Linked DNA regions of Homo sapiens: regions 2 and 3 are each linked to region 1. The links are chromatin contacts, found by Hi-C in ENCODE. All regions are on one chromosome and are shown on one strand. Each heading gives the region's core, a stretch centred on a gene start or an enhancer-like site at or near the end of the contact. The rest is flanking DNA. Distances are from core to core; before and after follow the strand shown. Region 1 holds the start of WBP4 (WW domain binding protein 4). Region 2 holds the start of TPT1-AS1 (TPT1 antisense RNA 1). Region 3 overlaps LOC107984619 (a long non-coding RNA gene).

Region 1 (2,927 bases), core at 278-2,777:
GGTGTGTATTTTTAAAGGGAAAGAAAAAAGATTCTCGTTCCCAAAGGCCTTTTTTCGAGGGTACTTTCCGTGACTGCGACCAGCGCCCCTTAAGTCAAGTTGGGAAGACCTCGCAGGCCGGCCTCGCGCTTGCTCAGGCGCCGCGGGTGGAGACGCGAGCGCACACGCGGCGGAAAGGGGCGCCGGGCGGCTGCGCGGCCGGGAAAGCGCGTCCCCCCGGGAGGGCGCGGAAGGCACACTGTGTTCCGTGGGGCCTCGTAAATACCCTGCGGCCAGAGAACCACTAGAGCTACTGGTCCGGGCGCGGGCTCTGGGGCGCCCAGGGCAGGGGGGTCAGCCCGTCCTGCATAGGAAGAGTCGCAAGAGCGGCTGAAGAGGGTGTGGGCCGGACGGGGGCGCTGGGAGGAGATAACGCAAGGCCGGAGTTAATCATCACCTCCCGGGCGTCTGGAAAACTACGGGCCGGAGGGGCGGGGGAGCAGCCCAGGGGAAAGTGAAACTCCCTCAGGGCCCACCAGCCCCGTGAGCCGGAGGCGGGAGGGAGAAGGATCGGAAGCGCATTCGCTTCTCCAGCAGGCACGGCGTGGCACTCGAGGCTCCAAAAGCCGCAGCCCAGCTCCTGGCGCCACTAACTACAGTAATGCTTATTTTCTACAAACTCACCCAGACGGGGACAAGAAAGGAGCCAGAACACAAGATTTAAAAAGTCAGCCCTCCAAACCGATAGTTGCAAAAAAAAAGAAAAATAAGGAAGCGTTCCCATACCGGGAGTCGAACCCGGGCCACCTGGGTGAAAACCAGGAATCCTAACCGCTAGACCATATGGGAAGTGCTATGAGAAACTGCCGTGACCCACCTGACAAGCATAAGTGCCTCTGCCTCCTTCGCCGCACCTCTCGCCACCGCCGCCTCTGCGCTACTGAAGCTGCTGCTGCCGCCGCCGCCGCCGCCGCCGCCGCCGCCGCTGCTGCTGCCCACACGCTCCCGAGCTAGGGAACAAGCCCCATCCGAGCGCGTGGGCGTCGTAGGGGAGAGGAGGGGCGGGGCCGCTCCGCTGCAACAGCAAAGTTTGAGGCGAAGCCTAGCGACTCGCAGCGCCGGTCCCGCAGTTTCACCTCTTTTTTTTTTAACTCCGCCAGAGGACCCCGACCCACAGGTCCCGGTTGCTCCGCTGGTCAAAGTGCGTGCGGAGTAGTTGGCAAAGTTGAGAGCGGAGACGTCTCTGGGAACAGCTGTTTGCGTTCCGGGCGGAGGCGGCGCGCTGAGCTCCTTGGCCTTGAGCCAGCGAGCCTAGAAGGAGGATGGAGGTTTTGGGCCCCAGGGGAGGACACAGAGACGGCGGGATGGCGCAGGGACTTGAGGCTTGAGATCCCGTCCTTCAGCTCAGGTCCCGTCGCGCTTTTACCCCTTCCCGGTGACCTCAACCCCTTTATACCGACCCCACCTCTTTGGAGCCGGGAGTACCGCCCCTGTAGGGGGAGGGGAGAGGAGGCGATTTCGAACGCGGATTGGATCGTCTGGGCACCCGTAGTTGGGAACAGCGGAACGCTGGTCCCGGGGACTGAGTAAGGTGTCTGGATCGGAGGGAGGTTCGGGTGGGCATCGGGCGGCTGGAAGAGCTCGACTCGTCCCGCTGGGAAAGCGCGAGTCTGAGTGGAACCCTGGACGACTTGCAGAGCGGCTGGCGCAGTCATGTGAGTTGGGTCTCAGGCCCTGAACAACGAGGTGTTGTTTCTCTGGGCCGCCCTTTCTCGCCCGGGTCTTCCCCTCCTCTCCTCCCGCCCTTCGGCCGGGGGCGTGACAGACGCGTTCTTAACTCGCTCGGGACCGGCCCCAGACCTGCAGGGCCGGTTCTCAGGGCGGGGTAGAAATGTTACCCCGCTGAACGCCCTGGGGTATGGGGCACGGGCTCTAGGGGGAGGCCGGCGGCCGGTTCAGGGGGCTGGTTGGACGGCCGCGGGTGAAGCGACGCAGTGCTCTCTCTACGACGCTGTCGGGGGTCGCATGCACCCCTTGGGTTTCCGAAGCCCCTGAACCCTAGGGTATTGTGAAACTAGGGCTGGGCTGCGGCCTCCCCCGCCCACTGGAAGCGGCCAGCCCTGGATAGCGTAATGGTTTTTTTTTTTTTTTTTTTTTTTTTTTTGTCGGCCGTCTACGAAGTCCCATGGCTTTTCCAGTTCTCTCTTGCCTTGAGGCTCAAGAACAGTTTGTTTTAACTGAGAGTCTGGGAGGAACTACAGTTTTCCCCAGAGTAGTCTTGTACGTTGTTCTCTTGGTGGGAATAACTTGATTTAAGGCAAACTTTATGAGTTTCTTCAGGTTTCCATTACAGCAACCTCCCCCAAAGCCAGAAAGGATAAATGTTCTTCTAAGATGTTCCTTAGTTTTTCATAACGATGACGATAACAAGTGAGGAATTTTTGAAAGCCATTTTATTGAAGGGAGTTTTGTAATGAATCAGATACAGACTTTTTCTACTCCGCTGGCAACAGAATTTCAATTGACTGTGCTCCAACCAGATAAATAATAAAACGACTATACATAACAAGACAAGATTCAGTAGCAGGGGCATATATTTCAAACTTTAAAAACTGTAAAGCATGCAGAATTTAACCTTTTTTAAGTTTTACATGAGCTTAGCCTTGTTGTCTCTCTTTTTCAGGGCGGACTACTGGAAGTCACAGCCAAAGAAATTCTGTGATTACTGCAAGTGCTGGATAGCAGACAATAGGCCTGTATGATAATTCCGCTGTTAGAGATTCTAATAATAATTGTGTTGAATGAAGTGCTCCTTTTTGATGTAAACTCAGTTTACAAAGCACTTTTATGTACATTGCTCTTGCATTTTCAAAACATCAGAAGATTTCTGTCTTCTCAGTCCCCTATGAAAGCTGTGAGCCTTCTTCCTTTTCATCAACCTGACTTTG
Region 2 (2,927 bases), core at 211-2,710, 4.3 Mb after region 1:
CAAGGACTTTCACAAAAGTATACCCACTGCGAAAGAACCTCAAAAGTTAGCCAATCTTTAAATCCTGTAAGATTCTAGACATCAGCTAGGTACTGCCAGTATCACTTACGATTTCATGTAATCTTTGATGTACTTCTTGTAGGCTTCTTTTGTGAAACTTGTTTCCTGCAGGTGATGGTTCATGACAATATCGACACCAGTGATTACTGTGCTTTCGGTACCTTCGCCCTCGGGGCCTTCAGCGGAGGCATTTCCACCAATGAGCGAGTCATCAATGTTACCTTCTGTCCTACTGACCATCTGCATTAAGAAAAAGCAGTATAATTGCAAAAGACACAAACGCATCCAAAGCACCTTCCACGCCAATAGTTCACGGATAAGAAGTATTCTTAGTTCTTGCTGAAAATAAAAAAAGCACCATTTTGGGAATAAAGTTGTGACCCGTGGATTTCTCAAAACGACCTAACTTAAAAGAGTTGTCTGTTGGCCGGAACAAAAAATGGGGTCATTAAAAAGTTGTTTCCAGTTGCGGGCATGTGATGCCTCCGGTTGGTAAGTGGGGACAGGACAAACACGAAAGGACTCCAGGCTCCTAAGCCGGAAGCATCATGTCCCGGACAACCCCGGGAGGAGGATGGGCGCCGAGGCGGCGGGCCTATTTCCAGGATCAGCTCCGCCTCCAGTTTTCTAGAAAAACCCAAGCCCGGAAAGAGCGTCTCCTCCGCCAGGAGGCGGCGGGGAGGATTGCACAACCTCAGGCGGGGGAGCGGAGGAAACCCGAGCCCGCTCGGCCCGGACTCCCCCACGCGCAGGCCCGACCGACTCACCTTCCCCTCCACCTCCAGGCACAACCCGTCCGCGATCTCCCGGATCTTGTAGATGTCGGAGAACATCTCATCGTCTGCCGGATACACAGAGCCGCCCATCACCGTGCGCCTGGCGCCGCCATTTCCCGCATTTCCCGCGCCGGCGGCCGCACGCGGGATCTGCCCCTCCGTAGCACACCAGAGCTGGGCGCGAGCCCCGGGCACCGACCCCTCCGCGCTCGGCTAAGACCGCCGGCGTCCCCTAGGCCCGCGACGGCTGCGCCTTCCCCGCCCCCACCCGCACCCCAGACCCCCGTGTGCGGCAGTAAGGATAGTGCAGTGAGGACTCACGGCTGATGAGGTCCCGGTAGATAATCATGATGGCGACTGAAGGGAGACGACGACGGCGCTAGCTTAGCACGAGCCTGAAACTCGGAGCGAGCGCGGTGCAGCCGGAGCGGCGCTCGGGGGGAGGGGGGAGCGGGCGGAAAAGGCCGACTCAGCCGCTCCCCAACCTCATATAGAGGGCACGTCCCTCTACGTCATCGCCCGCTGCGCCTCCGGAAGCGACGCAGGCGGTGACGTGGCACGAAGAGCCGCGCGGGGGCGGGGCCACAGCGGGGGCGAGTCGGGGAGGTGAGCATCCGGGGACTTGAGGCGGAGACACAAGGCTCCGTTCCACTGGGCACGCCAGCGGGTAGGGGTGGGGGCGGGGAGGTGCGCGCGCAGCGTGGGAGGAGGCCAACTCTCGGGGCGCTCCCTAGCCCTGGGTGGGTGGAGCGGGGGAAGCGGAGTACGTTGGACCCGGCTCCGCCCTACCCCACGGGGCCGCCTGGAGAGGTGCTGGGAGCTGGGTGGAGCTTAGAGGAATTAAACTTTGGCCCTGCGCCTCGTCCAGCCTAGGTTCCACCCTTTTCTGGGAACGTGAGTATCAACCAAGGTAGGAGAACGTCGCATTTAGGGAGGGTCAGGCCCTCTGGCCTGGGGTAGATCTCGGGACTGCCCGAGGGCCTCTGACAACTTTTCAGCATCTGCCCCAGGGCTGCCCCAGCTGGAGTTTTTGGGACGCTTTTGTGGGGGCACCGCTGAGTCCGGATAGTGGGACCCAAGTCGTCCTGCTCGGCCCCTGGGGAATAATCGTGTGGGGCGCAAGGTCTGTGGGAAGGGACTTGGAGAGGAGGGAAGATGTCACGGGAGTCTGCACAGGGTTTCCATGTGTTCCAATTTTGTCCCATAATTGAAAGCTTGTGGCATTCTGTGGCGGACGGCTACGGAGCTAGCTCTTCCCTTTACTATTTCGCACTTGGTCTTGGAAAAGTATGTTGTCGCTTTAAGATGAAGTTGAAATTTTATCCCTGGTGCTAGAGGGTCACACAAAGGGAGTTTCCCACCTGCCCCACCTGTTTTTTGAAGGACTTTACACCCAATTACTAAGTATTAAAACAAAACAGGTCCTGCATGGTAGCTCATGCCTGTAATCCCAGAACTTTGGGAGGCAACTACTGAAACCCTGTCTCTACACACACACACACACACACAAATTAAAAATTAATTGGGTGCGGTGGTGCCTGCCTGTAATCCCAGCTATTAGGGAGGCTGAGCTGGGAGGATCGCTTGAGCCCGGGAGTTGGAGGTTACACTGAGCTATGATTGCACCACTGCGCTCCAGCCTGAATGACAGAGCAAGACCTTGGCTCAATAGCAAAACAAAACTTCCGTATTTAGTCACATCGTCACATCTTTGGCATAAGGCAAAGATACATGCCAGTATGAAGTCTGAAAGCTTGTTCTATTTCGCAAATATTTTGTGCTTTGTATCCCTTAGAACTAGGATTTGCACCAAGATTCCAATTGTGAACAAGTTCGATCCAGTCCTACTTATAGAAGTGTTCATTCTGGTAAATCAAAGTATCAGACAATTATAATACATTAACAATTGTTCATAAATCCAATAATATAGCATTCAGCAGAGTAAGAATGCAACCCTTGGGAAAGAGCAGGACACAGGATGGCAATTGGAATGATGGAAAAGTCAAAATGCAAGAGCCAAGAAATTAACCCCTTTAAGAAGATGGGGGGACTGGGCGTGGTGGCTCACACGTGTGATCCCGACACGCGCCT
Region 3 (2,927 bases), core at 306-2,805, 3.8 Mb after region 1:
AATCATGATAACTTCTTCCTCTCTCTGCGGCATACCTGTCATTCTCCATAAATTCAAAGAAATCACTGCAGACCTGTCTGTGGTCAGTTATTCATTGCCTGTGCTGTCAATGGGGAAAGCACATGGACTGGCCACAGTCCCTCAAGTCTTGTGGACACAGATACTGTGCAAGTAATGTCTGGGGTGAGAACCATTAGGGAGGAGAAAATCAGGTCCCTTTGCAAACAACCATCTTCAATGTCCAGCCCTGGGCCTAGAGAGCTAGGTGAGTTCTCACCTTGGGTGAGAGTTCTTAAAGGTCTCACCCATCATGAGACATTTGTTCTGTCCTTTAGAGATTATTTTGCTTTGTGATGTATACTGGAGGAAAAAAATAGGAGCAACTAGTTTTGCTTTCTAGCATCCGCCTCCATTACCCTATCTCCCAAAGCATGACCCCATCCCATTTTTCTTACTCCAAACATCATCAAAATATGGGCGATGTAACATAGAAAATGATGTGGAATGGTGGGAAAAGGCCAGCATTTGGCCTGAGATGATCTGGGCTTTCATCCCAGCTTTGCCTCTGAGAAGCCCCTCCACACTCCGAGGATAACTCCCATCCCCACTCTCACGGGTTATTGTGAGGATCAATGTGATCATTTACATGAAAATGCTTTGCAGACCATGGAGCATTATTCTCATGTCAGCTGCTGTTCCACAAGTCGTAGCGTATTCTGGACTTCAGCTTTTCCTGACACTCAGATACAGATTCCTGCTATTCTTTTGTGACACCCTTCATGACATGCCCCTCCTTCCATCTTTTGTTTGTGTTCATTTAAAATCCAGGCTAGAATGGCTTTCCCTCAGCGCCATGCTGGTTCCTTTAACTGCCTCTCTTATTTTCTTCCTTGTTGTTATTTTCTGTAATGTTCCAGATGAGATGTCATTGCAGGCTTCACAACCTTCCCAGGGTCTTTCGGAGTCATCCCCCAATCCAAATCCCAGGCACCCCCCTATTCCATTTTACCAACTTGGAAAATCAGAAAATTCCTTTCAATCCAGATCAGAGTTGTCTCTCTCAGACTGGTGTCAAGTAAAGATTTATCAAACCCTTGGCTTGTCCATGAAGTCTGTCCCGTTTGCTGTGGCCCAGGAGGAACTCTACAGAAGCCAGGGGGTCAGAATTCCTTTTCAGGGTCTGACATGGTGGTTCACAGCCTCACTTGACCAGAACGTTCATCCGCACACTCAAAGTTTTCTTGGCACTTCCAGACCTACTGTGAATCAGGCCCAGCCAAACCAAGAAGCCTTGCTCAGCCTGGCCTTGCTGGCTGCCATGTCTTTGTTCACTGCAGAGCATGACCTCAGCCTCCCAGGCAGTTTGCAGCAGCTGGGGCAAGCTTGAGAGCTGATTTACACTTGGTCTGGGAGGCAAGTCCTCTCTCTCAGGACCTACCAGAGGCAGCTCAAGCACGAGCTTCCTTTCTTCATCCAGGCTGGCCACCACTGACCCTGGTGGCAGCTGGCCAGCCGCATTACTGCCCTCTCTGTTCCTAACAGCCACAGAGGCCTTTGCGTTGAAGCTCTTGGAGTCAAAACAAGAATGTCCTAATCCTCTGCTTGGGAAGCTCCAGCAGTTGCCAGGTGACATCATAGGAGGGGACTGGGGAGAAGTCCTGAGGCAGGCAGGGAAGCAGAAGCTGAGGATTAAGCCGGTGTTTAAGTACAAACATGGGAAAACTCAAGCATACAGAAAGGAAACTAACATCACTTTTTTCCACTTCACTTAAAGAGGTTGCTGGATAATCGCAGTTCAGATGCAACTCCTTCATTAGAGGTGCCTTGTAGCCAGCGACAGTGACTGGGGAAGGAAGCAAGGTGCATGATAAAACACTGGGGTGTTAGGGGAAGGGGAGGAGGGAACATCATGATGCTGGCAAAGACACTATGGAAGCAGGTCCTTCCAAGCTGTGGGCAAACAAGCCAGGGACCCAGCACACTTCAGCTGGGGTTCTTATCCTAGAATCCACAGCTTTCTTCCTGGCCTGGGCGTGTGGTTTCTGGAAACATAGAGAAACATAACCAAAGAGCATCCCAGTAAAACGCATATGGTCCTTGAGCAAAAAGCCCAATCATGGCAGAGTGGTGGCTGTACCCCAGCTCCCAGCCTCTGACCTTTGCTTTACCAAGCACCTCTCTTTAGAGTGACTTATAAGGAATCTCAGAGGGTATGCCTGTGTTTTCAAACAAAGATGCAGAGCTGTTTGGTTACTATGCAGGAATGAGTCTTTCTTCTTTCTTTCCTTTTTTTAGCCTCCTTAATTCAATCTACCCATCTTCCATACTCATTACCAAATGTCACCGAATCCCCTGTGTCAGACAGAAACAACAATTGTTTGCTTGAAACACAGGTTCATTTATATGCTGGAATATGACACATCTTACAAATGGCAAATCGAGAAGCATTCTGAAAAATAAGCACTGGCTGGGAAAAAAAATGTAACTTTATATTGTCCAAAACACTCAACGGGGAAATGCCATTATTTTCACTTGCTGCAATCAGAGCCATCAATAGACCTCATCTTTTTTAATTCTGAGTACTTTTTAAAAAGTGTGTCCGTTTAGGTTCTGGCAACTAAAGCCTGAGGATTTTGTTGTTGTTTTGGTCACAATTTCGGAACTGTTTAAGGATTTTCTTGGAGTTATTTAAGAAAGTGGCCCCTTTTCTTCTTTCTTTCTTTATTTTGTTTTGTTTTGTTTTGTTTTATGGAAATATTGACCCATCAGGTTTTACTTAAATCCTCCTTGGTTATGGGCCTCCGAAGACAAAGCCATATCCATGGCAACCACAGGCCACACAGCAGAAGAAAGAACACATCCAGACACAGCGCATAATAGCTCTGTTTACTGATGACTAAGATCTTGAAAGCACTACTGTACATTCC

The links. Hi-C counts contacts between places; a loop is a spot of excess contacts on that map. Pooled maps may share reads with other maps.
Region 2: a loop to region 1 is called in a map with no recorded cell type, with 17 times the contacts of the local background. The contact joins the promoter of TPT1-AS1 here to the promoter of WBP4 in region 1. A Hi-C loop is called at or near these places in 1 of 37 single-sample maps with no recorded cell type and 9 of 50 pooled maps.
Region 3: a pooled map shows a loop between it and region 1 (8-fold over the local background). The contact joins the enhancer-like site here to the promoter of WBP4 in region 1. A Hi-C loop is called at or near these places in 1 of 168 maps with a recorded cell type or tissue (B cell) and 11 of 50 pooled maps.

Annotation. Positions count from the first base shown.
Region 1 is chr13:41,059,982-41,062,908 of GRCh38, forward strand. WBP4 (WW domain binding protein 4) reads left to right here and starts at 1,528. Exons shown (of 10, transcript NM_007187.5): 1 at 1,528-1,694; 2 at 2,663-2,735. The coding sequence starts at 1,693. It overlaps TRE-TTC1-2 (tRNA-Glu (anticodon TTC) 1-2), which reads right to left and starts at 828; the gene lies at 757-828. It also overlaps a transcript of ELF1 not described here. RefSeq lists a silencer at 143-322.
Region 2 is chr13:45,339,885-45,342,811 of GRCh38, forward strand. It overlaps TPT1-AS1 (TPT1 antisense RNA 1), which reads left to right and starts at 1,461. Exons shown (of 11, transcript NR_024458.1): 1 at 1,461-1,503. It overlaps TPT1 (tumor protein, translationally-controlled 1), which reads right to left and starts at 1,299. Exons shown (of 6, transcript NM_003295.4): 1 at 1,158-1,299; 2 at 828-901; 3 at 110-300. The coding sequence starts at 1,185. It overlaps LOC124903169 (a long non-coding RNA gene), which reads left to right and starts at 1,550. Exons shown (of 2, transcript XR_007063781.1): 1 at 1,550-1,746. RefSeq lists enhancers at 369-1,158, 2,738-2,927 and silencers at 1,056-1,125, 1,206-1,315, 1,476-1,675.
Region 3 is chr13:44,902,281-44,905,207 of GRCh38, forward strand. It overlaps LOC107984619 (a long non-coding RNA gene), which reads right to left. Exons shown (of 2, transcript XR_001749860.1): 2 at 2,872-2,927. Among named protein-coding and RNA genes, the nearest start is that of TRE-TTC2-1, 14 kb to the right of the region's middle. Within about 2 kb of position 1,556, at least 21 of the 41 ENCODE cell types and tissues checked have a DNase peak (open chromatin) inside an H3K27ac peak, as active enhancers do.